2 separate regions of the Homo sapiens genome follow, and region 2 is linked to region 1. A link is an interaction called in ENCODE POLR2A ChIA-PET data of the cell type or tissue named here. Cell type or tissue: endothelial cell of umbilical vein. All regions are shown on one strand. Links, peaks and the distances in the headings refer to the core of each region. The heading gives the core; the rest is flanking DNA. Region 1 holds the start of AZIN2 (antizyme inhibitor 2). Region 2 holds the start of TMEM54 (transmembrane protein 54).

What was found. ChIA-PET counts read pairs that join two places held together with the same protein. Peaks named below come from ENCODE experiments on the same cell type or tissue, not always from the same donor. Only the 100,000 strongest peaks of a DNase experiment are listed, where the experiment ranks them.
Region 2: POLR2A ChIA-PET joins it to region 1 with 5 read pairs; 4 of 35 experiments call an interaction of 5 or more read pairs at or near these places.

The regions. Positions count from the first base shown.
Region 1 is chr1:33,080,518-33,095,251 of GRCh38, forward strand. It overlaps AZIN2 (antizyme inhibitor 2), which reads left to right and starts at 636. Exons shown (of 12, transcript NM_052998.4): 1 at 636-777; 2 at 871-991; 3 at 1,084-1,295; 4 at 1,661-1,837; 5 at 3,437-3,610; 6 at 11,533-11,705; 7 at 12,765-12,899; 8 at 14,031-14,196. The coding sequence starts at 1,733. It overlaps LOC105378635 (a long non-coding RNA gene), which reads right to left and starts at 479. Exons shown (of 3, transcript XR_947163.2): 1 at 404-479. RefSeq lists a silencer at 598-857 and enhancers at 3,579-4,078, 11,781-12,438. In endothelial cell of umbilical vein, for the core only: a CTCF peak has its summit at 6,029 (motif pointing left); a DNase peak (open chromatin) is centred at 6,024; H3K27me3 peaks cover 192 bases.
Region 2 is chr1:32,890,378-32,905,111 of GRCh38, forward strand. It overlaps TMEM54 (transmembrane protein 54), which reads right to left and starts at 11,012. Exons shown (of 6, transcript NM_033504.4): 1 at 10,846-11,012; 2 at 7,749-7,942; 3 at 5,533-5,592; 4 at 5,178-5,366; 5 at 4,928-5,062; 6 at 4,218-4,502. The coding sequence starts at 10,861. The coding sequence ends at 4,428. LOC105378632 (a long non-coding RNA gene) reads right to left here and starts at 12,823. Exons shown (of 3, transcript XR_947161.3): 1 at 12,730-12,823; 2 at 12,293-12,455; 3 at 11,280-11,550. It overlaps HPCA (hippocalcin), which reads left to right. Exons shown (of 4, transcript NM_002143.3): 3 at 3,147-3,252; 4 at 3,388-4,269. The coding sequence ends at 3,485. RefSeq lists silencers at 2,616-2,795, 11,002-11,141 and an enhancer at 5,039-5,637. In endothelial cell of umbilical vein, for the core only: no CTCF peak of the experiment used is centred there; no DNase peak of the experiment used is centred there; H3K4me3 peaks cover 1,113 bases.

The sequences.
Region 1 (14,734 bases), core at 3,585-8,584:
GTATAGAAGAAATGCTTTGAGTTGAGGAAGTCCGGGAAAGCTTCTTGGAGAAGGAGACACATTTCTATTGAGAGATGAGTAAGAGTTTGCCGGGTTCACAGGATGGGATAAAGGGAGGGATTGCCCTGAACTGGGAAAGTCACAAAAAGGTTCTCTGAAGACATTTTAGATGCGTTTTGAGTTGGAGTCGGGGAAGATGCCTGGAAGAGGCAATTAAATAAAAAGAATTTTATTACAAAAGTAATACAAGGACATGTCATTGGAACCGGGTTTCGAGAGATGAGTGAGCAGTTCCTGACGCAGACAAGAGCTGGACCACGAAGTAAGTTGAGGCAGAGGCAGAAAAGGCTTCCTGGTCCTGCCCACTCTCTAAGACCTAAGATGCAGGGTCTAAGTGTCTCACCTGCGTGGCGGCGGCCCTGTAGTTCTGACTTCCAGCGTGAGGTAGCCACCGCCAGGCCTCCGGGGGAGAAGACTACAGTAAGGGCGAGCAGAGCTGAATGCTTTATGTCGGAATCGACCAATGGGATGGCGGCACCCGGTTGCCAGGGCTACGGCCAAGCGGAGGTAGGGCCTCGGCACTATGGGCGGGGCCTGGGCGGGGTTATATAAGCCAGCGGCGGGCGGAAGGCGGGGCGTGGGGGTCTGTGGCTGCTGGGCTGGCGGGGCGCAGGCCGCGGGACCCGAGCCCGGGGAAGCGAGAGAGCGGAGGCGCCGAGGATCCGATTCACTCCCTGGGGAGACCTATGGGCCGAAGCCGTGTAAATGCGTTTTAAGGCGAGTGCGGAAAGTGGCCTGGGGAGCCTCGGGGAGCGGACGCCCTCCGCCCTGGTGCTGACCTGCCTCCCTGCCCCTTCTGCCTCCTGTCAGCAGAGGCCTCGGCTCCGCAACTGCCACTCCTCCTCGGGGTGTTGCACAAGTTTCGAGGTCACCGGCGACCCCCCCTAGCAGCGCGCCTGGCTCTGGCCCCCGCGAAGGAGGACGGAGTTTGGTAAGGGGCCCTGGGGGTTGGGGGGACCTCAGCCCTGCACTCTGTAGGAGTCACTCGGACAGAAAAAACCTCGGCCTTCCGTTCTCTCCCAGGAGCTTGCGGCCCCCACCCACCGCGTGGCGTCCCCAGGCACGCCTAGAATTCTAGCACCTCAGGATCAGTCCAGCCCCCATTTACAATTGGGGAAACTGCGGCTCCGAAAGGGTCAGAGGGTACCCGAGGTCAAGCAGTAGAGAGCGGACTCGAACTTAAGCTCTTGCTCTTAGGCTGAGACGCCTTGATGTGGCCACCGGCTACCCTCTAGGTGGGCGTGGTCAAGACTGGGGGCGCCCTGGAAACTTCCCCACCCAAGTTTCTCAGATTTTCTGTTCCATCTCTCTCTCACTCTTTCCTGAAATCCAGAATTTCAGAACTGGGAAGGCTCTCCAAAACAATTCATCCATTTTACAGAGGGAGCAACTGACTCGGAGAGGCAGTGACATTTGGGCATACGGTGCCTTGTCTCCGTCTGAAATCCGGGATTCTTGACTTTCTCCACCCTTGCCCAGTGAACCCCGGGCTTGTGCTGGGGGCGGGTTGTGACGGGATTGGGATCCCTGGCCTCGGGAGGCGAGTGGGGCAGCAGAGCCGGCCCCCCAGCGGTTCCCTTCATCTCCCCTCGCCCCGCAGTGTGTTGCATACTTTCTAAGGCGGCGGCTGCAGCAGCGGCTCCATCCAGCCCGTCAGCTCCTCCTGCAAGGCATGGCTGGCTACCTGAGTGAATCGGACTTTGTGATGGTGGAGGAGGGCTTCAGTACCCGAGACCTGCTGAAGGAACTCACTCTGGGGGCCTCACAGGCCACCACGGTGAGGGGCTGGGAATGGGGGTGGGTCCCCGGTCCCCTGTACAGATCAGCTGCCTCCTCAGGAAGGGTCCCTAGGGCCCTCATCTTATCCTTTCGCTTATTTGGTACGCAATCCTTGCTATTTGCAAGAGAGGGGCTCAATTTATCCCCAATTCTTTGTCCTTGCCCCCAAACCTGCCCCTCCTATGTTGCCTTTTTACCCAGCCCTCCAAGGTCAGAAACGGGGGATTCCTTTCCTGCTGCCCCCTCTCCCTCACCGCCCACATCTAGGCATTACCAAGCTCTGTGAATTCTGCCTCCTTAAATAAGCCTCCAGTGTGCTTATGTGGAACCTCGCTTTCTAGTTCAGTCTTCCTCTCTCCAAAGGCCCCCTGATCTCCCGGTCTCATGCCACCCCCTCCAAAGGTATCATAGTCCTGTTCAAAATCTGAATTTGGCAATTCTCCACTGCCTACAGGATCAAGTCAGAGCTTCCCTGCCTCCATAGCCCCATTCCCAGCTTTCCCCACAGTATATATTATGCTCCTTCGGAGCTGAATGACTCAATTTGCATTTCCCAATGATGCTGTGTGCCCAATGATGCTATTACCATGCCTTTGCCCAGGCTGTTCCTTCTGCCTGCAGCATCCTTCTCTCAGCCTCTCCCCTCTTTACCCCTTTCTAGTCATTCCTTGCTTCTCATCAGTGTTGCCTTTCCTGATCGCCCCAGGCAGATTTTCTATTTTCTTTCTCCATGCCCCTGCATTGCACCTTGTAGAAACTGCCATCTAACATCTGCTGAATGGACTTGTAAGTACTTAAGGGGTTCCTTTTCTTCCAGACCCAAGCTCCTTCAGAACAACAGTACTGTTTGGTCATCTCTGTCCCTTAGCATAACGTTTGGCACCAAGTGGGCATGAGTAAAAAAGTGTTGCATGAAAGGGAAACTGAGTCCCAGGGAAGCAACTCTGGAAGGGTCCCTTCCACATTTAAGTAATGTGGTCTCACCCACAGCCTCATACATGTTTGGCCTTTAGCACATCTACAATGAACAGTTGTCCATAGGGATAGGTTGCAGTGTCAGTGGGACTAGCTTAAGGCTTCATTGAGCACCTGTGTTTGGAAGGCAGTGAGCTGTAGGTCATAGCTTCTGCCTTTAGGGAGTTTACCCTTTTCTAGAATGGACAGATGCATATGCAGTTCTGATACCTTGGAAGCATATGCAAATGCAGTGGGAGCATTTAAAAGCAGAGTTGCCTTATTGGTTTGGGGAAGGTGGCATTTGAGTGAAACTTTAAGGATTTTGCCAGACACAGGAGTGGGGAGGGTATTCTGCAGGACATGGTGGGAACAAAGGTTTGAAGGTGGGAAAATGATCCAGCCTACAGCTGGAGTTTTAGCCGCATTGAGGGGAGGGATTGGGGCTAGATCAGAGCCTTGAATGCCAGGCTGAGGAGTTTGCCTTCTGCCCTGTAGGCTTGGGGAGGCCCAGAAAACTTAGCAGCAGGGTAGCTCTGTGGCCAGTACTGAACCTGGGTCAGGTACTTGGAAGGATCACGGATGGCATGCACAGGGTGCGAGCTGGATGGGGTCTCACATTCATCCACTTCTTGTCATTCAGGACGAGGTAGCTGCCTTCTTCGTGGCTGACCTGGGTGCCATAGTGAGGAAGCACTTTTGCTTTCTGAAGTGCCTGCCACGAGTCCGGCCCTTTTATGCTGTCAAGTGCAACAGCAGCCCAGGTGTGCTGAAGGTTCTGGCCCAGCTGGGGCTGGGCTTTAGCTGTGCCAACAAGGTGAGCCCTGCCCGCACGGTGCACTGACCCTCCATGCCCACTGAACACACACATGGCCAGGCTAGTCCAGGTGGGCTCTGGGGAGCAAGAGGTACCTGTAGTTGGTCCTTGCCCTCTGGGAAGACCACCCACTCAGGAGGGGTCTCAAGGGATGAGGGAGGGAGAAACGAGCATGGAATTTGTCAGCCTTGAAGTTCCAGATTGGAATCTTCTTTGTCCCTGGTAGAAAGCTCATCTTTTTAATGGAGATTTGCAAATTTGTTTGGCACAGAGCTATACATGATGTTCTTCTAATTAAAACAAAAGCGTCTCCATATTGTTGGTTTCTTTTCTTTTTCCTTTTATAATCATAATAATGTGTGGCGGTGCATTTTCTTAACTAGTCCTTGTAGTTTTGTTGTTGCCACCAATTCTGTCTTTCTAATTTGATTTCTGCTGTTGTCTTCATTCCCTCCTGCTCTCTTTAGATTTATTTTTTTCATTTTTTGAGATGGTGTCTTGCTCTGTCACCCAGGCTGGAGTGCAGTGTTGCCATCTTGGCTCACTGCAACCTTCGCCTCCCGGGTTCAAGTGATTCTCCTGCCCTCAGCCTCCCGAGTAGATGGGATTACAGGTGCACACCACCGTACCTGGCTAATTTTTTGGTATTTTCAGTAGAGACAGGATTTCAGCATGTTGGCCAGGTTGATCTCAAACTCCTGAACTCAGGTGATCCACCCGCCTCAGCCTCCTAAAGTGCTGGGTTTACAGCCGTGAGCCACCGCGCATAGCCACTTTAGATTAACTTTACTTATCTACTGTCATTCAGTATCTACTGAACTCCTACAGCGTGTAGTCACTGTGCTAGGCAGGGCTAGCAATACAGAATTGATAGACTGCTGTCCTTGAGTTGAATGCTTAGTTTATTTATTTCTATTCTGTCCTTGCTAGATAAAAGCATTTAAGCTATAAAGTTTCAACTAAGTAGAGCTGAAAGTATCTCATTTATTGATTCAGCAAATATTAATTGGGCATCTCTTCTGAGGCCAAGCATTATTCTAGGTGGGGATTTGGCAGTGAACAAAATAAAACAACAAAAGCCCTTCCTTCATGGAGCTTGTTTACAAAAAAAAAAAAAAAGATGAAATAAAGAAAATATTTAGTATTTTAGATGGAAAATGCTGTAGAGAGAAAGCAGGAAAGGGAAGTAAGGAATGTTGGGAGAGAGGATTGTACTTTTAGATAGTTTGGCCAGGGAATGGTTCACTGAGATTTGAATACAGACCCAAAAGAGCCAAGGGATCAAGCCAGGTAGATAACCAGGGAAAGGGCATTTCAGGCAGCAGGAACAGCAGGTGCAAAGGCCCTGAGGTGGGAGCAAGTCCAGTGGGCACTGCTTTGTGATATTGTCATTAGCACTATTTTCTTGGTGGTTAGTAATGGTTGCGTAATATGGCTGGATGTTGTGAGGAGAGTTCTAGAAAGGACTCCTGGAGTCCTGGGCAGGATGACAGGGCTGGAGCGACTCCAGGTTGGGGAGAGGTGTGCACTTGGCCGGGATGGTCAGAATGAGCAGGTTAACCTGTAGCAGGGACCGAATGTTAATGCCTTTCATGGTAGATGAGGTGCTTCCTCTTATCTTTGGGCTAGTTCATGCTTTGCACACCTCGTTTTGTGCATGTCTTCCACGAAGCTCTGTGAGGCACACAGTGGGAGAGACTGCCGTTCTACAGTTGAGGAAACCATGGGGTCAGCCATCTGTGGGTAGCAGAGCCAGGACGTCCTCGTTTCCCACTTCTTCCTGCGGTGCCCTGGGCCTCCACGTGGGATGAAAAGGAGCAGGATCCTTTCAGTCCCCGAGGTCTAGGGTGAAGAACAGGACCAAACCCCACTGCCTAGAGTTTTCTGCTTCAGGAACCCCAGGGGGAGGAGCTTGGTTCTGTAGAAGAAAGGGCAGAGTGAGGTGTTAAGGCTGAGAGAGACCTTGATGACAGCGGGGACTGGAGAAGCATCTGCCCTTTGCTGAGTGTGTCTGTTGTGTCAGGTACTTTGCCAAGTGTTTTCTGTACACGATCTCATTTTATTCTCACAACAGCCCTGTGAGGTAATTACTATTTTTTTTAATGGGGATTCTGACCGTAGCCTGGTGAGGACACATTTAACGTATAAGGAAATGAGAGATGGAGGTTCCGCATCAGGGTGGTGGCAGCTTGAGTCCTGCTGAGTTGCCTTGGACTCTGTTTTTTCCAAGGTGGCTGGGGAGAGGATGGCTGAGCTGGGATTCAGCCAGTGATGGATGCCCTCAGCCAACTGCAGGGGCGAGGAGAGACTTAAGCCCCCTCCCTGTGATGGGATCATGCAGACCCTTTGGTGCGCTTCTGGAGAGGTGGCTCCCCGACTTACAGCTTTTCTTGGAAGGCCAAGGCTGCCCTCTTCTGGTCGTCTGTAGTGGGTGGCCATGCTTAACAGCGTTGTGCCTTAGTGGACACTGACCAAGGGCCTGGCGTAAGCTAGGGCTGGATGTGCAGACAGACATGCGTTGGACGGGGGCCAGGGCCACAGCTTGCTCGGGGACTCTGGTCTACCCAGCCACCTGCCCGAGGACCACTGTATCATCTCTCCTGTCCCAATCGCTTGCCCTCTGTCTCCCTCAGCATCCTCCCATCTTAAAAAGCCTTTGCTGGGCAGCACATCCTCTTCCAGCCCAATCCCTTGCTCTCTTTTCGTGACCAAACTCAACCAAGTTGTCTGCACTTGCCTGTCTGCCCCCATTTTTTCTTTCCTTCAGTACTCCTTCCTTAAGCCATTGCTTCCCAGCCTCCACTTTCACTACTCCAAAGAATTTTCTCTTACCAACATCCCCAGTGAGCACTTACCAACATCCAGTGAGCACTTTACTTTAAACATGGATTGTGAACTAATAATACATGCAAATAACACATTGATTCATTCACCCCAAAAGAAACTAGGACATCAGCTTTATGTCTCCATAGATAATCACCAGGATGGTTTTGGTGGATATGTAGTATTTTTTTTTTTTTTTTGAGATAGAGTTTCGCTCTTGTTGCCCAGGCTGGAGTGCAGTGGCGCAATCTCGGCTCACCGCAACCTCCACCTCCCGGGTTCAAGTGATTCTCCTGCCTCAGCCTTCCGAGTAGCTGGGATTACAGGCATGTGCCACGATGCCCGGCTAATTTTGTATTTTTAATAGAGATGGGGTTTCTCCATGTTGGTCAGGCTGGTCTCGAACTCCCGACCTCAGGTGATCCACCCGCCTCGGCCTCCCAAAGTGCTGGGATTACGGGCATAAGCCACTGCACCCAGCCATATATATATATATTTTTTTTTGAGACAGAGTCTTGCTCTGTTGCCCAGGGTGGAGTGCAGTGGCGTGATCTCAGTTCACTGCAACCTCTGCCTCCCAGGTTCAAGCGATTCTCCTGCCTCAGCCTCCTGAGCAGCTGGGATTACAGGTGCCTACCACCATGCCCGGCTAATTTTTTGTTTCTTTAGTAGAGACAGGGTTTTACCATGTTGGCCAGGCTGGTCTTGAACTCCTGACCTCATGATTCACCTGCCTTGGCCTCCCAAAGTGCTGGGACTACAGGCATGAGCCACCACACCCGACTGGCAATGCATTCTTTAAAAAAAAAAAAGACTCAACAGTAACATATGGTCCTACTTTTAAAGGCTTCAGAAGTGTATAAGATGAAAGAGAACACTGCTTCGACCCCACCTCATCAGGCACTTCTTATAGCTGAGACAGCTCCTTCCTGTCCAGACACATGTCTCGCTGTGAGACGAGATTTGCATTTACAGGAATAGCTTTCTAATCTGCATATTGCTCTCCATCCCTTGGAAACGTTCTCCATCCTCACCTCTGCAGGTCCCGGGTACCATCTCTCCCCATCTTCTGCCACTCTCTAAATGGTAGCATTCTTCTGAATTCCTAGGCCTCCCTGTCTTGTAAACCCTCCTTCTTCTCAGAAGAAGGGTTATCTCCTCCCATGGCTTTAAATACCATCAATATGCCACTGCTTCCCACATTTTAATCTCCAGCTCAGACCTATATATCCAGTTGACTTGATACGAGGAGATGCCTGGAACCCGGCATGTTCAAATGTGCTCCTGATGTCCCCTTTCCCCGTCATGAAGGGCCCCCTCAGTCTGCTGGGTGTGGGAGTTCCCTCTGACGTCCTCGTCCTCATCACCACATGCAATCTATCACCCAGCTTGCCAGTCCCACCTCCAGAACACATCTCCCCACTTTTCTGGAGCTGGCTCTGTCATCTCCCCCAGGGCGATGGTGATAGCCACTGACTGTCACTGTCTATTCCCCCAGAATCCCCTTGGGCCCTCCTTCAGGTAGCCAGATAGACATGTAGACCTTATATTTAAAATGCAAATCTGACCATGTCGTTTCCCTTCCTAACCCTTTAGACTCTTTCCCATCACATGCAGGGTAAAACATGTTTCCTTGGCAGCTCTGCCCCTCTCCCTCTGACCTCATCGTCCTCACTGCACTAACTTGCTCTTCTTGAGCCACTGCAGCATTCTCTGTTCCTTGATCAGGCTGAAGTGCTCAGCACTGCTTGCCTCAGAACCTCTGCACAGACCACTTCCTCTACTGGAAAGATTCTTAGATTCTTTCCTTCCCTCTTGGCCTGGCTGAGGCCTCCTGCAGGGCTCAGTTTAAATATCTAACCCTGAAGTTGTCCTTTGCCTCTCACACCCAGGTCTCTTGCAGCACGTACTTTTTCTTCCCAGCTCTTAACCACTTGTAATTCCATCATTATTCAGCGCTCATTTGGGACTGCCCTGCCTATCTTTCCCACCAACCTGAAAGCTCCATGGTCTCAGAGACCCTATGTGCTTTAGTCACCACTTGTTTTATTAACACCTATCACAGAGCCTGGCAACTCAATAGATGCTCAAAAATACCCGTCAGTGCAGCATTGAGGTTGCATTCCCCATTACAGCAGTGAGGTTAAGAGCTGGTGTGCTAAGGTCTGACAGTTAGAATCCCATCTGTGCCACTTAGAAGCTGTGTGATTTTGGACAAATCACTTAGCATCCCTGAGCCTCTGTTCCCCACCTTATAAGATTATTAGTAAGGTTAAATGAGAATGTATATAAAATACTTAATGCAGTGACTGGCATAGGATATGCCTTCAATGAATGACAACACTTATTTAAATATTTATAATTAGGCTGAGTGCCTTGGCTCACAGCTGTAATCCCAGCACTCTGGGAGGCCAAGGCAGGAGGACTGCTTGAGCCCAGGAGTTCGAAACCAGCCTGGGCAATGTAGTGAGACCCTGTCTCTAATTAAAAAATATATATATTTAAAAAAAAATTATAATCAAAGCTCAATCACAGGTCCCCAAAGTGCTAAAGTGCTAACACTGCTTCTTCCTCTCACCTCACGTGGTGAGGCAGGGAACAAAAACACAGGTCCACATCCACTCAGATTCGGGGTAGGCCACATCTGCCCCTGGGAAGCAAGCTGTGGTGGCAGCAAGCCCAGCTCTGGAGCTTGACCTTTGTGTCCCATTCTGCTACTGGTTGGCTGTGTCACCACAGACAGGTGGACCTCACTGAACTCAATTTTGTCCTCCATAAAATGTAGCCAGTAAATATTTCATAGCATAGTCATTGGGATTAAATGAAATAATGCTTATAAATATCTAGTGCTGAAAAGTTGCTAAATTAAAATTAGACTCTTATTACAAAATCAGGATGGCTAAAAATGACTCTTATGCCTCTCACCATGTTTCAAAACTGGCTCTCTCTTCTCTTGTTTATTCGTGGAGAGTCAGACTTGAGTTCGAAAGTTCGTTCTGCCACCTATTTTCTGCGTAGCCCTTCTGAGCATCAGTTTCCTTCTCTGTAGATTGGAGCTAATACCCATCTGAATGGGTTATTGGCAAGGACTGAATAAAAGGGTGAATCCAAAGTAGGGGTTGGCAAACTACGGATGGAAGGCCAAATCCAGTCCACCACCTAATTTTATGAAGTTTTATTGACTCACAGCCACATTCATTCAATTATGCTTTGGCTGTGGCTGTTCTGGTGCTACAAAGGCAGTTGAGAAGTTGTGACAGAGACTGTGTGGCTCGCAAAACCTAAAATATTTATTCTGGTTCTTTATAGAAAAAGTATGCTAACACCCGATGTAAACCATCTAATTCAGGGCCTGCTTGTGGTAGGTGCTGAATGAACACAGTTGCTGTCGTCATCATCATCATCATCATTTGTTCATATCATTAATGCAGCAATCAGGTGCCCACAGGTTCTAGAGTAAAGGGGATGAAGAGGAGGCCCCAAGAGGAGCAGGGCTGAGCCCGCACACCCTGCACACCCAGTGCAGGGCCGTGCACAGAGTAGGCCTTTGGAGTGGGGTGATCTCTGTCCAAAAGATCCTTGGTCTGGTGGACTTTCTAATACACCAGCAGTGCTTTTGTTATTTATTAAGCTGACAAATAAAAATTGTATATATTTATGGTGTACAACATGATGTTTTGATATATGTATACGTTGTGGAATGGTTAACAAGCTAATTAGGCATTAACTCACATACTTACCTTTTTTTGTGGTGAGAACCCCTAAGGTCTATTCTTTAGCAATTTCCAAGTGTACCATATATTGTTATTAACTATAGTCACCATGATGTACATTAGATCTCTTGAACTTAATTCTCCTGACTAAAACTTTGTATCCTTTGACCAACTTCTTCCCACTGCCCCCTCGCCATTGACCCGAGCCCTTGGCAACCACCATTCTATGCTGCTTCTCTGAGTTTGACATTTTTAGATTCCACATATAAGTGAGATCATGCATGTTTGTCTTTCTGTGCCTGGCTTATTTCACTTAACATGATGTCCTTCAGGCTCATCCATGTTGCTGCAAATGACAGGATTTCCTGCATTTTTAAGGTTGAATAATATTCCATTGTGTATGTGGACCACATTTTCTTTATCTGTTCATCTGTGATGGACACTTAGGTGGCTTGCGTATCTTGGCGATTGTGGATAATGCTGCACTGAACATGGGAGTGCAGATATCTCTTTTACATATTGACTTCCTTTCCTTTGGATGTATACCCAGTATTGGATTGCTGGATCATATGGTAGTTGGTAGTTCTATTTTTTGAGATGGAGTCTGGCTCTGTCACCCAGGCTAGAGTGCAGTGATGTGATCTCGGCTCACTCCAGCCTCCGCCTCCTGGGTTCAAGTGAGTCTCCTGCCTCAGCCTCCTGAGTAGCTGGAACTACAGGCATGTACTACCAAGCCTGGCTAATTTTTGTATTTTTGGTAGAGATGGGGTTTTGCCATGTTTCCCAGGCTGGTCTCAAGCTCCTGGCCTCAAGTGATCTGCCCACCTCAGCCTCCCAAAGTGTTGGGGTTACAGGCGTGAGCCACTGCGCCCTGTCCTATTTTCAGTTTTTTTTTTGAGGAACCTCCATACTGTTTTCCAAGTAATATTTAAACATTTAAATTTGCCAGGAAAATGTGTCAGAAGCCTGTTGTCAGGGCTACCATGAGTCCATATAATGCCTTTGTGTAAATTAGAAAATGTACCCTTTCCTTAAGACAATTAATTGTTATAATAAATATACTGATTTTCTTAGAATGAGATGCTTTACTGCCAGGAAGTTTTAATAAATATACAAATCTACTCTGTATTCATTCTGAATGGGAACTCCCCACCCCCAGGATTGTTCAGTGTACCACCCGCATGGCTGTACATGGCAGCCCTGCTTATCAAAGAATGGTGAATCCATGTAAGTCCTGATATCTATGTATCTGTTGTCTTAGAGCAAGGCCCACTGTTATGGGCCTCCCTATGCATAGCTATGACTTTGCCCTCATCTGTGCTTCCTTGGGCTCCGTGGGCTAGCAGGCCCTGGTGCCTCCTTACAACCACCTTTGGGGCCCCATAGGCAGAGATGGAGTTGGTCCAGCATATTGGAATCCCTGCCAGTAAGATCATCTGCGCCAACCCCTGTAAGCAAATTGCACAGATCAAATATGCTGCCAAGCATGGGATCCAGCTGCTGAGCTTTGACAATGAGATGGAGCTGGCAAAGGTGGTAAAGAGCCACCCCAGTGCCAAGTAAGCTGAGAACCACTCATGGGGAGGCTGGGCTGTGGGGAGCCTGGGCTGTGGGGAGCCTGGGCTGTGGGGAGGCTGGGCTGTGGGGAGGCTGGGCTGAGGGAAGGCTGGGCTTCAGAGTGAAGGGGGGGGTGGGGTGAGGGGGTGGAGCTGGGGCAGGTCACCCTGTCCTGGACCCAGCCACAGTTGCAGGAGGTTGGGGCAGGTACTCCTGGACTGAACCCAGGATGCTAGGGTCTAGCTAGAACAAAGGCAGAAATAACTGGTTAAAGCCCTAGGCAGAGTGAGACCCATGTGTTATGGAGGCCAAAGTCACAGGCTTGAGAGAGTCGAGGGAGTGGTCAGGAAGGCTCCACGGAGGAAGTGGCATTTGAAGCAGGCCTTGAGGAATGAATAGAATTTGGAGGGGGCATAAATAGTGAACTGCGTAAGCAAATGCATTGAGGTTGGAAACAGCATGGGACATTCAAGCGTAAGCAGAAACTTAGTGTGGCTGACGCATGCTATGTGTAGGGGGTGAAGGAGATCCTGGTCGGGGGCGGGGAGCCGATGCAAATGGACTTTCGAAGGGGTCAGGGCTGGACGTTTTGCTCTGGCTGTGCCTTTTACATGATTACTGGACACCCTTGGACTTCCCAGGAGGGGCCTTGGGGTGAAGGGGGTGGCCAGGTGATGGGCCACTCCAGTCCATCCAAAGCAGCTTCCATCGTATTAATGGGTTCTCCTTAAGGCTTTGTTTAAAAATGGTTCCTCTCATACACGACAAGTTTGAAAGCTCTAACTGGTGTGGAGACTGATTTGGAGGGACTGGAGCTGCCCCAGGAGAGTTGGTGAGGTCTGGACCAGGGCGCAGGGGCTGCAGGAATGGGTCAGGGACATTTAGAGAATGGATTGGACAGGACTTGAAGGTTGATTGGCTGTGTAGGGAGAGGGAGGGGTCAGGGAGCCTGTGGGGTTGGGTGGCTCTGAGCCATGTAGCTCACAGCCCTTGATTGAGAGATGTGGCTGGGGTGGGGCGACAGGGTTTGTCCAGCAGAGGGGCACTGCGTGTCTCATCAGGATGGTTCTGTGCATTGCTACCGATGACTCCCACTCCCTGAGCTGCCTGAGCCTAAAGTTTGGAGTGTCACTGAAATCCTGCAGACACCTGCTTGAAAATGCGAAGAAGCACCATGTGGAGGTGGTGGGTGTGAGGTGAGCACTGGGAACCCCTGCCATCCCCTCCCACACCAGGCTCCCTGCCTCTTTCCCAGGAATTAATTCTATATGAGACCTTCCCCAGGGCCTCTGAGTAGGGCCTGTCCCTGGGCCTGGAATTCTTCCATTTGAGAATTTCCTCTGTTTGAAAAGGAAGTTTAGAAGGGTCCCTTCCCCAGTCCCAGGGTCCCCAGAAGGTCTTGTCCCAGGAAGTTCCATCCAGAGACCTGGCTTTGAGGGAGTCTTACCAGCCTGTAGGACAAAGGTTTTGCAGCTACACTCTTGAGGGGCCTCTTTTCTTTTCTTTCTTTCTTTTTTTTTTTTTTTTTGAGATAGGGTCTCACTCTGTCACCTAGGCTGGAGTGCAGTGGCATGATCATGGTTTTCTGCAGCCTTGAGCTCCCAGGCTCAAGCAATTCTCTCTCCCGCCTCAGCCTCCCAAGTAGCTGTGACCACAGGCGTGCATTACCACACCTGACTAATTTTTATTTGTTGTAGAGATGGGGTCTCACTTTATTGCTCAAGCTGGTCTCAAAGTCTTGGGCTCAAGCAATCCTTTTGCCTTGGCCTCCCAAAGTGCTGGGATTACAGGTGTGAGCCACTGCACCCAGCTGTGTGCCTCTTTTCTTACAGGGATATGGAAGGAGTAATAATGAACTACCTAATGAACAATGAACTACCTAATATAGGGCTTCATTTATTCTGTACTTAGGTGTGCCAGGTGCTGTGCTAAGTGCTTCATGCACATTCTCTCAGCCTTGTGTGGTGTGGGTCTTGTCCCCGCATTATAGGTGGGGAAACTAAAACAAAGCTGAGTAAGCTGCCAAGGCCACCCTGCTGACTGGGAGGCACAGCCAGATCTGGTTGACTTGGGGGTCCTGGCTCTCATCCCAGAAGGAGGGATGGGAGGAGCACCAAGTGCCAGGAGCCCTTGGATCAAGCCTCCTGTCCACTTCTCCCTTGCCATATGGCCCTTGGCAACCCATTGAACATTTCAGGACCTTGGTCACTGCATCTGTAAAATGGGCACAGTGTCTCATGTGCCTGCCCAATGTCATTCTTGGCTGGGGCTCAGGTGGTGGCACTTGGAGCCCTGCATGTCAGCCGAGGCTCTTCCTCTCTTCCCAGTTTTCACATTGGCAGTGGCTGTCCTGACCCTCAGGCCTATGCTCAGTCCATCGCAGACGCCCGGCTCGTGTTTGAAATGGGCACCGAGCTGGGTCACAAGATGCACGTTCTGGACCTTGGTGGTGGCTTCCCTGGCACAGAAGGGGCCAAAGTGAGATTTGAAGAGGTAACCCTGGAGCTGGGAGTGTCATGCTGGGCTCTATGGCGGGGAGGATAGGGAGGGATTAGATGATCGGAGGGAGACCACCGTGCGTGGGTCCTATGCACTGCATGCAGTGCTTGGTGCTTACCTGGGTGATCTCACTGCTTATTAACCCTGTGCTACAGCTGAGCAAGCCAAGGCTCACAGAGGTTACATTGCTTCCTGAGCCCAAAGCAGAACCTGGTTCTGCCTGCCATGCACTTCAGCCAATTGGAGGCATAACCAGGACACATTTACATAAGTCGTAAGGCTCTTTAAGGGGCGGGATAGGCCTCTTCACCCTAAGGTGGGCTGATGAGATATCGGGTGGGGAGGCAGGGAAACGAAAACCAACCTTTGGTCTGCTGCCTGTCCATTCTCTTCCTCTATTCCCTTTTCCTTACCCACTGTGAGGTGAAGTTAAGAAAAATGTGTCCTAGCAGTTCCCACTCCAACCACTAGAGGTCGCCTCTTCTTGGAAGGCGCCTCCTTCGGGAATACCGACATGTAGGAATTGACCTTA
Region 2 (14,734 bases), core at 6,465-11,464, 190 kb before region 1:
CCATCCCCTCAGCCCAGCCTTGAAGATGGCCAGGGCTCTGGCTCTATTTTATCTGCCTTTTTCCTAAGGCTTTACACATTTTTTCACCTGTAAAGTGGGGGTGTTAATCCCCTGCCTCACAAGGCTATTGCAGGGATAGAGTGAGATAAGGACTTGAGCGGAAGGCTTGGCATATAATTGGTACTTGGTAGACATTAGCAATTGTCTGTTATTATTTTCTCCTCTGCACATCCTCTGCTCTAGCCAGAAGGGCCTTTTCAGCATCTTTGAAATGTGCCCTGACTAATCCTGTCACGCAGCTTTGCACAAGCTCTTGCCCCCTTTCCTTCTGCATCTCTGAATCCTTTCCCTTCTGGTCCCTCAGCTCCACAGACTGCTGCCCCAGCCACTGCTGGACTCTTGACTTTGGCTTCTCCTCTTGCTAAGGTCTGGGTCTTCTCTCCAGGTGGAGATGTGATGCCCTCCCCATACCTATGGCTAGAGAGGGGAAAGCCCTAATGTTTGCCATGGACTCCTGTGAGCCAGGCATTTGACTCTTTAGTTGCTTGATGGTAGGGGGATCTGGGGGTCCTGATGGTAGGGCCAGGTGGCCAGAATGGTGGAGGATCACCCGGACATGGACAGCAGCTGGGTACTGACTATCTGAAGGAATGTTGGCATTTTACCACTTAGTGTGTTGCACTGGTGTGTACTGGTAAACCCCAGTCCTGCTGGAGCCACCACGCCCGGGTGTCAGTCAAGCTAGACCCATTCCCTGGGCATCCTCAGGACCCCTTTCTGGTGGCCTCTGCTATCCAGACCCTGGCTTCTTTTAGGGCGGCCCGGGGGCCCCAGACAGCTGGTGCACACAGAGCTCTGCAAGCCCCAGTGCCTGATTAATGACAAGTTGGCTCCCATGAAACCATGAGTAAGCAGCAATTCCAGACAATTAGTTAGGAGGCCCAGGAGAAGGCTATCACAGGGTTACTGGTCACTGGCCCAGTTCTTCTCAAGACCCAGCCCTCTGCCAGGTAATGGACACACTGGAGAGGAAGAGACTGCGCCTCTTGGGGCTCCCACTCTGGTGGGGGAGACAGATGTGTAGGTCACACTGACAAGCTCAGTGACAGGGGTGTAAAGGTGTCATCTGGGAACCAGGGGACTACTGAGTGGCAGGGAAGACTTGAGGATGTGGAGGATGAATAATGACTATAATATGAGCTGCTGTTTACTGACCACCCACTCTAGCCAGCCACGGTTCCTCACACATAATCTCATTTAATCTGAGGAAACTGAGGCTCACAGATACATATATGTCCAAGGCTACACAGTTAGTGAGTAGTTCAACCAGGACACCACTCCAGGTCCATCTAACTTTAGAAACTTGAGACTACCAGACCCCTCTATTCATGTGCTGGTCAGACAGGTAGTGATATCCAGTCACAACTGTGGCTACCATTCATTGAGCAGTTACTACAGACCGGGTCTAATGCTAAAGGCCCTGCTGATTATCACCACCCCACACTGCCCAAGCATCCCTCCAGCAGCTAAGAGGGAACAGGTACAAATCGAGTCTCTGCCATCAATTTCCTTCTGAGCCTCAGTTTCTTATCTGGAAAATGGGGATCATGATACCTGTTTTTCAGGGCTTGCGTGAGGTTTAGAAATAGTGCATGTGAAGTACTTGGCACAGAGCGGGCCCCTGATAAGTGGTACTTAGTATCGTTATTCCAGGCAAAGACTGTAAATGCTGGAGAATCTGAAGGGCCAGGGGTGTTTGGCTGTTGGCAGAATCACCCAGCCAGGGGAGACCTGATGGAGGAGGGTCAGCAGTGGACAGATTGTAAAGCGTCTTAAATCCCAAGGGCTGAATGGTTTGAACTTGGTACAGAGGGCAGTGGGAAGTGCCAATGGCTTTTAAATAGGGAAGTCCCTGCCTGGTCCCAGGTTCTGGGGATATGGGCATTAGCTAGACGTCCATGTTTGCAGGAACAACCCTGCAAAGACATAATTACTTCTGGAGAGATGTCTGCAAAGGAAAAGTCCGCCAGGCTCTGGGCCCATATGCACCCTGACCCAGCCTGGGTTGGAGAAGACCTCGCTAAGAAAACAGCTTGTAAACTGAGCCCCAAGGAGAAGTGGGAAGCAGCAGCAGGAGCTGGGTGCAAGGCGGGCCTAAGAGGAGGCCTGTGTGTGACGGGAGTGAGGGGGTGGTGTGCAGGCTGGGGACGTAACAGTGGAGATCTGTGTTCGGAAAGAGCTTTCAGAGGCAGCATGGGGGACAGACCCGAGGGACAGAGGCTGGAAGAGACCAGTGTGGAGGCTGAAGCTGGATCTGAGGCAGCAGAAGTTTATGGGATGGGAGAAGGGAGGCTTCTTGGAGGAAGTGTCGGTCGGGTAAAGCTGGAAGATTGAGGAGACAGGTTCGGTCCTTGAGCTCCAAGGCACTGCGACCCAGGCTACAGGCCAAGCCCTACGTGCTCTGTACATTTAGCGCAAGAACTCTCTTTCACGTCGCCTCGGGAGCTACTGCACGTGGCGGCTGCCGCCCTCTGCCCAGCCCAGCCTAGCCAAGCCTGGCGGTCCCTGCCCGCTGCAGATGCTCATTTGCATTCATTTGCATACTGTTCCCCGCCCCTCTGGGCCCAGCTGCCTCTGGCCCTCCAGCCCGCGCCGCGCCCCCTGCCGGCAGCAGACGGCCCCGCAGCGCAGTGCCGCCCCCTTGGCCCGGCGCCCCCTTTCGACCACCGAGCGCGGGCCGCCCTGGGCCCGGGTGCCAGCCCGGTACTTACCCCCGACGCGCGTGCCCCGGGGCACGCGCTCCTGAGCCCGCCGCTCCAGGCCCTCCACTGTCGGGCCCCGGTGTCCTCCAACATCTCTCCTGACCCCTGCGCCCGCTCGGAGCTTCCACCTGCGGCGCCTTTGCTCCTTTCCCACCCAGCCCTCCAAGGGAGCGCGGCAGGGCCCGCCCGATAGCCCTCTCTTCTGGGAGGCCTTCCCGGACACGCCTTCCCGAAGCCCTCGGCTCCCCACGCCTCCGTGATTCCCCACTCCACCTTGCCCAGGCGGGGGCAGCAAACGTCAGAGAGCCCGGGGGCGCCTCTGAATCTTGCGGGTGGGGGCTCGGGCAGGCTCCTCTCACTCCCCGCCTCCCCTCCCGCCCCCAGGCCATTTACAAGATGGTTTCGTCCGTGATGAAGATGCCGGAGGACGAGTCGACCCCGGAAAAGAGGACTGAGAAAATCTTCCGCCAAATGGACACAAACAACGACGGTGAGGGGCAGGGGCGGGACGGGGTGGACGGGGCGGGCGCCTTTCCCTCCCTCCCTCCCTGCCTCCCTTTCCCGCTCCGCCTCCCCTCGCTAGGCTGCCGCCTCCTCCCCCATCACCGCTCCCCTCGCCCTGCAGGCAAGCTGTCCTTGGAGGAGTTCATCCGCGGGGCCAAAAGCGACCCGTCCATCGTGCGTCTGCTGCAGTGCGACCCCAGCAGCGCCTCCCAGTTCTGAGAGGAGCCAGGTTCCCCTTCCTCCCTCCCTTCACCGGCCCCCTCCCGGCTCTTAGCTTCCACTCCCTTGTGTGTATTCTGGCTGGGGGCCAGATTGGGGAAGCCCTTCTCCCCGGGTCTGCCCTGTGGGGGGCTTCCGGAAAAGGGAACCCTGCGGTACCCCCAGGCCAAAGCAAGTAAGCGGTTAGCACCCCCCAATCCCAGAGGCAACAATAGAGACACAGGCTGGGTTGGTCTGCCCCTCAGTCAGGCCCCCTTACCCACCCACCAGCCCCAAGGCCCGACCCCTCCCCCAAAGGGGCAGTCCCCTTCTTGCAGGTCTCAGCTTGCGGGGTGGGGGGAGTCATGCCCAGGGGAGGAGACTTTTTATCTGGAGGGGAGAGAAGGATTCTAGGGGTGTGGAGTTGGAGAAAGAGGCTTCCTTGAGCCACCCTTCCCACCCCAGCCCTTGCTGGTCCCTAGGCCAAGCCACCAAGTGAAACCTTCCAGGATACTAGCCCGCCAGCTGTGGGCCCCAGAAAGCCAGCCTGCCTTTTAGCACTTGGATACACACAGACCCACGGAGCTCTCTGTGTTTGGCCTCTCACACACACACAGGCCCATAGACAGATGGGCAGATGCACCCAGAGCCCCATGCACAGTGTCCTGCGTGGGAAAGAGACACGGTCCCCCTGGCTGAGCCCCTGTCCTCCCCTCTGTCCCCCCAACCGCCCCCCCTGCATGCAGCCAAATGGAGCATCTCTGTTCTTTTTAATAATTTCAGAATAAAGTCTCATTTCAGTGCAGTGGGCTGGGTGGTGGGGGAGAGGGTTGAAAGCCCCACTTGGGTCCCCGAGGGTCCATTGAGCCCTCTCAGGCCAGCTCCAGGAATCCTGGCCTGGTCACAGAGCAGAGTTGCTTGCAGGGTCCTAGTGGCCATCGGGCCTGGGCAGGACATCATCTCTCAGAGGGTCAGAGGCTCAGAGCTGGTGCAGCTCAGCAGGTCACGGCCCTCCACCAGCTCTGGGTTCTCCCGCATCTGCAGAGACACAGGAGGCTGCCAGACCCACTGGTTCTCAGCCTGGGTCTCCTCCTCCAGGACATCCGGGAAATGGAAGGAGGTGAGGGCTGGAAGGCTCTCTGGGGGCAAAGGGGCATCACTACCCACTCCACTGCAAGAGCCAGGCCTGACCTTTGCAATGCCCTCAGTGCGAGCCCAGACACCCCTGCCCCTCCCTCAAGACTCATCCTGGGCCCTAGGAGAGCCAGGTGTCAGCTGTGTGACTCTGCTGGGAGATCTCACCTCTCCCAGCCTCCAGGCCTCTCCCTTTGCTCCTGGGGAGAAAACTTCTGCCCCATTTCTCAAGGTGGGGGCCCATACATAGGGGTGGGGCAGAGCAGCTTGGGCACCCTGGCAGGGGCTCCCAGGAAATTCGGGGAGTCAGGGCTGTGGAGGGAACTTACCATGTGGTGGCTGCTTTTCCCCCACCAGGGCCTCAGCTCCAGCAGCTGGTGGGTGAGCTGAGCACAGCGTACAGCAAACACGTTCTCCGCCACGCAGAGCACTAGGGCGATGCCCCAGAGGCACAGGCTGGAGCTCTGCGGGGCATGGGGCAGAGATGGCTGGCTGGAGTTGGGGGTGGAGGGTGGATTCCAAGAGCCCTTCCCACCCGTGCGAGGGCCTGGTGCCCCTACTCCAGGCCTAGGTACTCACATAAATGCGTGTGGGGTCGAAGGGACAGTCAGGTGCGAGGGCCAGTAGTTCAGAGCTCCCAAAAGTGCAGGCAGCCAGCAGTGCCTTGCCCTGGGTGGCAAAGGTCATGGCGATGGAGGCCAAGAGGCCGAGGGCACAGGTCAGAGAAAGGAGAGCACAGGCCACGCTCGAGCTAAACACTGTCCAGCGCTGGACGGGGGAGGCCACTGGTCAATGGGCGTCGTGCTTGGCCCCCATGGGCAGCTCTGGCCTCCCTGAGGGTCAGCCTTACCCTCTCCAAGGAGGCCAGGCCCTTGGCGGGTGGCTGCTGCCCCTACCCTTCCCTCACAGCCCCATCCCAGGAGGCACCACGTACCAGGGGGGTGCTAGGGAGGTAGCGTGACAACACGATGGCTGCGATGCCTGAAGTGATGACCTGTAGGGAAGGCTCAAGTCAGCCCTGACTCCTTGGCTGGAGGAACAGGGGCAGGGGGATCAGGGCCACTCTGGGATAATGATCTCACCGGCGCCAACCATTGCCCTCCAGACTCCCCCACCCCTCACCTGCTGCTTAGCCTGGGCCTCACATCTCCATCTGCCTCCTCATAGTCCAGCCTGACATGATGTTTCTAAAACAGTCACTCCCTCTCTACAACCTTCCATGAGTCCCCACTCCTAAGCCTGTGTCTCAAGCAGGTTCATGTATCCTGGGGCCACCGGGGCATGCCAGGGTATGCATGGGACACCCCTTTCTGGAATGAAAAAGATTGTGGAAGAAACTAACCCAGTTAGCAAGGAACTAAAATCAAAATTGTTACATTGAAACAAACCAAGACATGTTATGGAGTAGAATTTTAAATCTCTGGGAGTATTTTCAATGATTCCAGGCTCTCAGTGACCAGATCCCAGCCCCAACCCTGTTGGCTTCTCAGCCCTACCTGGGCTACCTTCCTCCCTCACTGCTCTGGATGTGGATGCCCATACACAGCCTGCTCAGGACACTGCCCATGCACCCTCTCACCTTCCTGCTCCTCTGCCCGTGTGGATCCTGCAAGCCCTGCTCAGGTTTGCACACGTTTCCCTAACCAGCCTCGATCCCAAGGGGTGGGGCTACCCCACAGTTCAGCCCAACAGCTGCCCTCTGGATCTTTGGGGTCCACCCAGCCAGCCTTCCTCCTGATGTTCCTCACTGGACCAGGCTTGGGCCGGACCCATCTGAGGCAGGTGGTATGACGGGGTCCTGGGTTCCAGGCCTAGCATGTCTTTAGTTCACATGAGAGCCACAACAGAGTGCCTCATCTCTGTGGGCTTAGCCCCACTCTGCAGGATGAGCTGACAGAAAGGACACTGGTTTTGGTGTCAGACACAAATAGTTTCCAATCTGGTTTGGCTTCTGTGTATCAGCAGGAGGTTGGGTGAATCCCTGAGTCTTGGTTTCCTCTTTTGTGAAACAGGTATAATAATGGCCCCCAGTTGCTGGGAGAAGTGAGGATTAACCGAGTAAGTGAGGGGAAGGCTGAAGTGGTCCAGCTCAAAGTCCATCCTGGTGGACCTCCTCGCCCTGAGCTCACTGCCTTCCCTGCCTTCCTCACAACAGTATTAGAGGAACTCCAAGGACCCTGCACACATCCGCCCATCCCAGCCCTGTCCCACCAACAGAGCCTCTCTTTCTTGCTGGGACCTATGACTCCCATTCTCCCAAGCCTTGAGGCCAGCAGGCTGTCTGAGCTTTATTTTGCAAGGGAGGAACAGGCCTAGAGAGAGAAATAAGTCCCTCAGCCAGGAGAAGGCAGGGATGGAACTCAGACACTGATGTGCGGGAGGATCTTCCCCCGAGGCTGTGGCCACTTGTGCTGACCGGCAAGAAAGAGCTTTAGAAACTTGAGACTACCAGACCCCTCCATTCATGTGCTAGTCAAACAGGTACTGATATCTGGTCACAACCGTGGCTACCATTCATTGAGCAGTTGCTACAGACCGGGCCTAATGCTAAGCTCCTGCCAAATTGGTTTTCTCAGAATCTCCAGAACAGATCTTAGTCATTTCCACCTCCAACCTTCCCGTCTCCCATTCTCTGTACTCGGAATGCCATCTCAGCTTCCTTTCCTGCCTATGCTAGCCTCAGCATGCCAATATGTAGGTTCTGGTCATGGCAGCCTGTCTGTGAACTCCTGCTCATCCATCAATACCCAGGTCAGAGGCCTGCACTCTGTGAAACCCTCCGGCACCCTCCCAAGCTCACCTCCTGCTCCTTTCTTCTGTCCAGTGGTGCTGTGGCTATTCCTCGATGTAATAATCATCCTAGCTCACAGTAGTGGGTGCTAACAACATGCCATGCCAGACACTCTGCTAAGCACTTTGTGTGGATGATCTCATCAGTACCCATTAGGACCCTCAGAGGTAAACACTGTTACCATCTCCATTTGATAGATGAAGAAGTTGAGTGACTTGGGCAGTTGGTAAGTGGCAGACAAAGGGTTAGTCCTTGAGGCTGTCTGCTTACCACCACAGGCTCTGGGTGGGGACCTGTTGAAGACCCTTCAAGCCCCCTCCAGCCTCCTCCCACCAACCACCCTCCCAGCCTGGCCATACCACGATGGCGGAAGTGACAGAGAGGATGTTGACCACGCAGTACTGCAGAGCCACCGCATCTTGAGGGGTGCCCACGTAGCGCAGCACTGTGCCATGGAACAGGGCAGCTGTGATGAAGCTCACATGGCCCAGCACCACCAGCACCAGGCCTGTCTTCATCAGCACCTTCCGGAAGTCGCCCACACTCAGGCCTCCTGTGGGGGACAGCTATGTCAGGGCTGTGCGTGGGGCTTATCCTGCTGGGCAGAAGGGGAAGCTGAGGCCCTGGCCCTAGTGATGGACATTGGGTTCTAAATGTATTTCTGAATGACTTGGAGCCAGTAACTTGTCTTCTTTGAGCCTTGGTCTCCTCATCCATAAAAGGGGTTCGGGATGCCTTTGTGAGAATCCTTGGGACTCTAAGGCTGGACAAGCACACAGGTAGCTCTTAGCAGTAGCACTTGTTAGTGTTCAAGGTCATGAGTGGGGGGCGCTAGCTCAGGTCTCTAGCTCTAGACTTCGAGATCCTCCCACTAAGCTACCCATTCACTGATTCGTGTGTTCACTACACATGTTCACAGAGTGTCTGCTCTGTGCCAGGCCCTGGGGTACGACGGTGAGCTCCACAGTCACTCTCCAGGCCACAAGGAGCCAGAGTTCATTGGGCAGGAATTGGGCCCTGCTTGGTACTCAGATTCACGGATAGGGCCTGGTACACAGCAGATGCTGACACTGCTGCTGAACTGAACTGCCCAGAGCCAGGTGACTTGGGGAGGTAACTCAAGGCTCTGAATCTCCATGTCCCCATCTGTAAAATGGGAAGAAGAACCTTGTCTCTCAGTGGGTCCATGAGGAAGTGGATGGGAAAGTGTGGTGTACCCTGAGGGTACTGGGAAAAGCAAGCTCTCAGTGCAGGGGGAACCTGGCAGGATGGAGTGAGTGGGGGAAGCTGGGATCAAAAGAACACTGGGACTCATTCAGATGCTCTCAGTGGCCAAGTGGCTGCCCAGCCCTACCTGCACATGCCGGCTCCCGACCTGCTGTCTGAAATCTGCCCATAAGTCCTAGCTCTGCCTTCAAGGAGACACACCACACCCCCTGGCCCTGCCAGCCCCTCACTAGAGCCAGCTCTGAGACTTGAAGACTGTGGTCAGGCCCTAGAACTAAACATCCCCTTCTTTAGCTGCTTCTGATGGGATGTGACTCTGAGTCCCTTCCTAGACCTCCCTCTCCTCATCTGTGGTAGAGCGGTTTGGTCATATTTAATATACGGTAGCTCTGCAGCTGAAAAAAAAAAAAAAAAAGAAAAAAAGAGGCTGGGCACAGTGGTCATGCCTCTAATCCCAGCACTTTGGGAGGGCAAGGTGGGAGAATCACTTAAAGCCAGGAGTTCAAGACCAGCCTGATGAACATAGCAAGATCCCATCTCTACCAAAAAGATAAAAATAAAAAATTAGGCAGGCATGGTGGTGCATGCCTCTAGTCCCAGTTATTCAGGAGGCTGAGGCAGAAGGATCTTCTGAGCCCAGGAAGTGGAGGCCACAGTGAGCTATAATCGTGCCATTGCACTCCAGCCTGGGCTACAGAGCCAGAGACCCCGTCTAAAAAAAATGAAATCTCTACACTGGACGCTCTGGGACATCTGTCTGAAGCTGTGCCAAGAGACAGTCCCCAGGGAGCAGGAAGGGATGGGGCTATTCAGTCACAGACTTGCTGTGTGACCATGCACCAGCCCCTCCCCTCTGGGCCCCAAGTTCCACATCTATAAAATGGGGAGGCATTGGTCCAGCCAGTGTCTGAGACCCCTGGAGACTGCAGGACCCTCTGGAGCTGAACCAGGTCTAGCAGAAGCAGAGGGCAGACGATGGGCTGGACAGGCACCATGAGACTGGAATAGCATTGTGAAGATGGACTGCCAGCCAAGCAGGAAGGGGCATGGCAGCTTCAGCGCAGGAGCCTGACCCACCTCACCCCCTCCACCCACCTACCTGGGAGCTCGGTGTCTACCTTCCAGCTGAGGGCTGGACTCAATAACAACAGCATCCCAGGACCAAGACTTTGGTCAAAGAGGAGGCACGGTGCCAGCATGGGGCTGTGCCTGGAGCACTGGACTGAGCCTGGAGCAGTCCTTGACTTTTTAAATTAAATTGATTGAGACAGGGTCTTACTCTGTAGCCCAGGCTGGAGTGCACTGGCCTGATCGTGGCTCACTGAAACCTCTGCCTCCTGGGCTCAGGTGATCCTTCCACCTCAGCCTCCTGAGTAGCCGGGCTAAATTTTTTTTTCTTTATTTAAATTTTTTGTAGAGACGGATTTCACTATGTTGGCCAGGCTAGTCTCTCCTGGACTCAAGCGATCCGCCTGCCTCGGCCTCCCAGAGTGCTGCCTCCCAGATGAAGCCCAGCTGGCTTCATTTGTCTTACCACTGTGGGAGCGCATAGCAGCGCAGCCGGCAAGGTGCTAAGCGCTTTACTCTTAGAAGCTGCCCTCATCCTCATAGTAGTCCTAGGAGGTGGGAACTACTGTCCCCCTCTTACAGACAAAGAAACTGAGGCTCACAAGGTCTCTCGGCTAGACAGCGGGGATGCCCCAGGACTCTGCTGCCCACAAGCAGCATCACCGTGCCCAGGCAGTGGAAGGAGGGGGCACATTAGTCCCGCTCCCCCGCTGCTGATCCTTTTTGCCCACGGCTTTCCTTCCTGGCCTCGGGAGAGTGGAGAGTATGTAAGTGGGAGCCCCTTGTAAGGGTGGGGAAGCTGAGGCCTGGCCCCGGGGTCCCTTCTGGGTAAGATGGGGCTGCTCTCTCCAGCGTCTCCTCTGCCGCCCACCCGGGGGTCCCCGAGGGCAGTCGTGCGCCTCCGCAGGAAAGGCAAGAGAGGGCGAGGGTAAGAGACGCTACAGCCACATCGAGAAGACACCCGCAGCGCTCCTCCCCTCCATTTCACTGCTGGGGAAACTGAGGCCCAGAGAGGAAAGTGACCCGACCCCGGCCTCGTAGTAAGTTAGAGGCAGAGCAGGTGGCCTGGCCCCCTGGGGGCTCGGGTTCCGGGCTCAGTGCTCCGCTCCTGTGGGAGGGTTGGGGTGGTTCGGGGCCTCCCGCGCGCCCCCAGTCGCTCACCGAGGCGCAGACACATGTCGGCTCCGCGCTGGTCCCGCCCCCGGCTTCAGCGCGGCTCCCGAGGCTGCGGGCCGCCGGGGGACCCTGCTCCCATCCCGCTGGCCCGTCGCCCGCGCGCCCCGCACCGTCGCGCTCGCCCACTTCCCGCCCGGAGCCCGGGGCTGGGCGGCGCCGGACCGGCCTCCCTTCCCGTCACCCCCCGGGCCGCCCGGCCCCGCAGCGCCCCCGCGGCTCGTGCCCCTCCCGGCCGGTCGGACCGGCTGAGCAGCCCATGGCCCGCCCGCTGAGTCAGGCGCCGCCCCGCCCGGCCCGCCCGGCGCCGAGCCGCCCTCCCTCAGCCCACCGGCGGCGGCGGGCCCGCTCTAGAAAGGGAAACTGAGGCTCTGAGGAGCCGCCCCGCGCGGGCCCGCGGCAAGTTGGGGGTTGCCGGCGTAGCTGTGGTTACCGTGACTTGGGTGTGGCTCTTGGGCGGAAAGCCCCCGGGCCCAAGGCTGGGACGGAGAGGGGCAGCAGGGGCAGTGAAAGAGCTGCTGGGGATTGGGGTCTGCCCCTGCCTGCTGTGTGACCTCAGGCAAATCGCCTCCCCTCTCTGCGCTTGCCTTTAGCGCCCGCGAGTCTTGTCTTCCACGCTGAAAAAGGCGCTTTAAGTCTCCTTCTTAGTCGGGAGGGCCTTCAGTTCCGTCCTTGGAAAATCAGGGATAATTCCTGTCCCCGAAGGTCGTGGTGAGACAAAATAGGATACAAAAATTAGGTAAGAAAGCGCTTTCGGCCGGGCGCGGCGGCTCATGCCTGTAATCTCAGCACTTTGGAAGGCCTAGGCAAGCAGATCACCTGAGGTCAGGAGTTCGAGACCTGCCTGGCCATCATGGTGAAACACCCCCGCACCCCCCCCCCCGCCCCGTCTCTACTAAAAATACAAAAATTAGCCGGATGTGGTGGGGCAAGCCTGTAATCCCAGCTACTCTGGAGGCTGAGGCAGGAGAATCGCTTGAACCCGGGAGGCAGAGGTTACAGTGAGCTGAGATCTCGCCACTCCATCTCAAAACAACAAAACAACAACAACACGCTTTGGAAACTCTCCAGACTGTCTGTATGGACAAAGTGTAGACCTAGCAAGAGCACATAGTAGGAGCTTTATTAGTACTGCTCTGGGTTGCTGAGCCCTTTAATGTGTCAGGATGGACCCCAGTGAGGTCCCTTGTTAGTCTCAGCATCCCTTTGGCATAGGTACCATTCCTGCACCTTTGGGCTCAGAGACCACAGACCACTCACCCAAGACCACCAGCTGGAAGTGGTGGAGTAGGCAGGAGCCTGGAATCCCCTTGGGTCTCTGTGCCCAAGTTCTGTAGAGTGGCCACACCGTGGCCACCTCCCTGGGCTCTTTCGGTCCTTGGAGGCACTTACTATGGGAACTGGGCAACATCTGTTCACAGCTTGCCCCACTTACCCCACTGGGCAGTGTCCCAGAGGTCAGGGGCTGGCTGGCTGTCTCTGGGTGCTTGGTTGGAGCCTGTCCTGGGGGCTGTCCACTGTCTGTGTGTCTTTCTGCACACCTGTGCTGACACCTGCGGCGCTGTGTGTGTTGGGCAGTTGGGTCAGATGTAGAGCCTCTGGAGTTTGGAGAACGCATTAACACCATGGGAGGAAGTGGAGCCATTTCTCCTAGGAAGCCCCCCGGGGCATCCCATCTGGTAACCCCCCAGCAGAGCTGCTTCCCTGTCACCTGCTGTCTGAAGGGGGATAATGTGCAGGGAATTCCGGGTGGGGAGACATATTTGTCAGGTGGAAGGGAAGATGGGGGCAGTTTATGAAGACATCGGGCTGGCATCGGAATGTTGATGTCCTCAGACAATCTTTTAGTAGGGCAATTTGGGTAGTACTTACTCATATTATAAATGTTCAGACACTTGTGGCCGGGTGCGGTGGCTCATGCCTGTAATCCCAACACTTTGGGAGGCCAAGGTGGGCGGATCACGAGGTCAGGAGATCGAGACCATCCTGGCTAACACGATGAAACCCCGTCTCTACTAAAAATACAAAAAAAAAAAAAAAAAAAAAAAAATTAGCCGGCGTGTTGACGGGCGCCTGTAGTCTCAGCTACTCAGGAGGCTGAGGCAGGAGAATGGCGTGAACCTGGGAGGTGGAGCTTGCAGTGAGCCGAGATCGGGCCATTACACTCCAGCCTGGGTGACAGAGTGAGACTCCGTCTCAAAAAAAAAAAAAAATGTTCAGACACTTGTAACTGTGGCCCAGAAATTCCATTTGTAGATCTTTATCCTACGCACCAGAGTGCAAAGATATGCATGCATCTAATGGTGTTTGTGGACAAACTGTTCCTAATAGCAAGCAATGGCACCAAAGTGATAACCAAGAGCGATGCAGGAGAGTGACGGGAAGGATTTTGCTTTTTGTTTTACACATGGCTGTATGGTTGAAGTTGGAGTATTAGAATGAATTCATGCCTTGGTTTTGTTGAAAAGAAAGGAAGGGCCGGCCTGGCGCAGTGGCTCATGCCTGTAATCCCAGCACTTTGGGAGGCCAAGGCAGGTGGATCACTTGAGGCCAGGAGTTCGAGATCTGCCTGGCCAACACAGCAAAACCACCATCTCTACTAAAAATACAAAAATTAGCTGGGCATGGTGGCAGGCGCCTGTAATCCCAGCTACTCAGGAGGCTGAGGGAGGAGAATCCCTTGAACCCGGAAAGCGGGGGTTGCAGTGAACCGAGATTGTGCCACTGCACTCCAGCCTGGGCAATAGAGCAAGACTCTGTCTCAAAAAAAAAAAAAAAAAAAAAAAAAAGAAAATAAAAGAAAAAATAAAAAGAAAGGAAGGGCCCCTTCATCACCACTGCCCTGCCCTCATTCCACCAACAGCTTGTGATGCCAATGCCCATCTCCCAGGGGCTGCCCCGGAGAGCACAGGTGGTCACTGCAAAGCCGATGTCAAACCTCATGTGTGTGCATGGATGTGGCTTCTCTATCAGTCAGTGTCAGGCAGTCCTCTTTACTCTAACCCCTGCTGGAGCCTTCTGGAATTAGGTTGGGGACCTTTTAAATGCTTTTGTTTCCAGATGCATAGATGATGATTCTCTTTTATCCTTGGAACAACACAGAATTAAAGATAATCACTCCATTTTACAGATGAGAAAATTGAGGCCCAGAGAGGTAAAGGACTTTTTAAAGACCCTACAACATATATTGGTGGTAAAGCTGAGACTTGAACCTGGACCTGTCTGACTGTGAGGCTGCTCCTGACTTCTGAGTGTGTGTGTGTTGGGGGTGGGGAGAGCCACAGTCCCCAGGAGTGTGCCTGCCCTCTGGGACCTCTGAGGAAGGAAAACTTTCCACCTGCTTCTCTCCAGACCATAATTTCCCAGCCGTCAGCCAACCTCAGTGGTCTGAAGCTATTGCCACTTCTTTTCCTCATTGCCATGTGGCCAAAGTCCATCAGTGCCAGCTACCTGGCAAGCCTTGGCCTCTGTTCCACCCCTCTGCATGCTGGCCTGAGGTTCTGGAAAGAACTCCAGGTCTGAGCTCTAGTTCCTTATCCTCCATCAACTCACTGTGATATCCTGGCAGCTCACTGCCATTTCCTGGGCCTCAGTTTCCCTATCTGTCAAATGGGGATAATGATTTTCTTTCCAGGTTTCCCAGATTTTTTGAGCCATCAATGACTTGCGAGATATGAAAGTTCATTGGAAGCTATCCAGAGAAATACAAATAGCAATTATCTTCCTGGTACATTTAACAACCAGGTGTGGCCCGTGCACTTAGCTGGGAGCTGGATCTCCCCAGGGCAGGGGCTCCCAGGGGGCTGCTTAGCTGGGAAGGTGGGTTCAGGCTGCCAGTCCTTGTGCATCCCCTCCTCAATTTAAAGAAGGTTGCCAT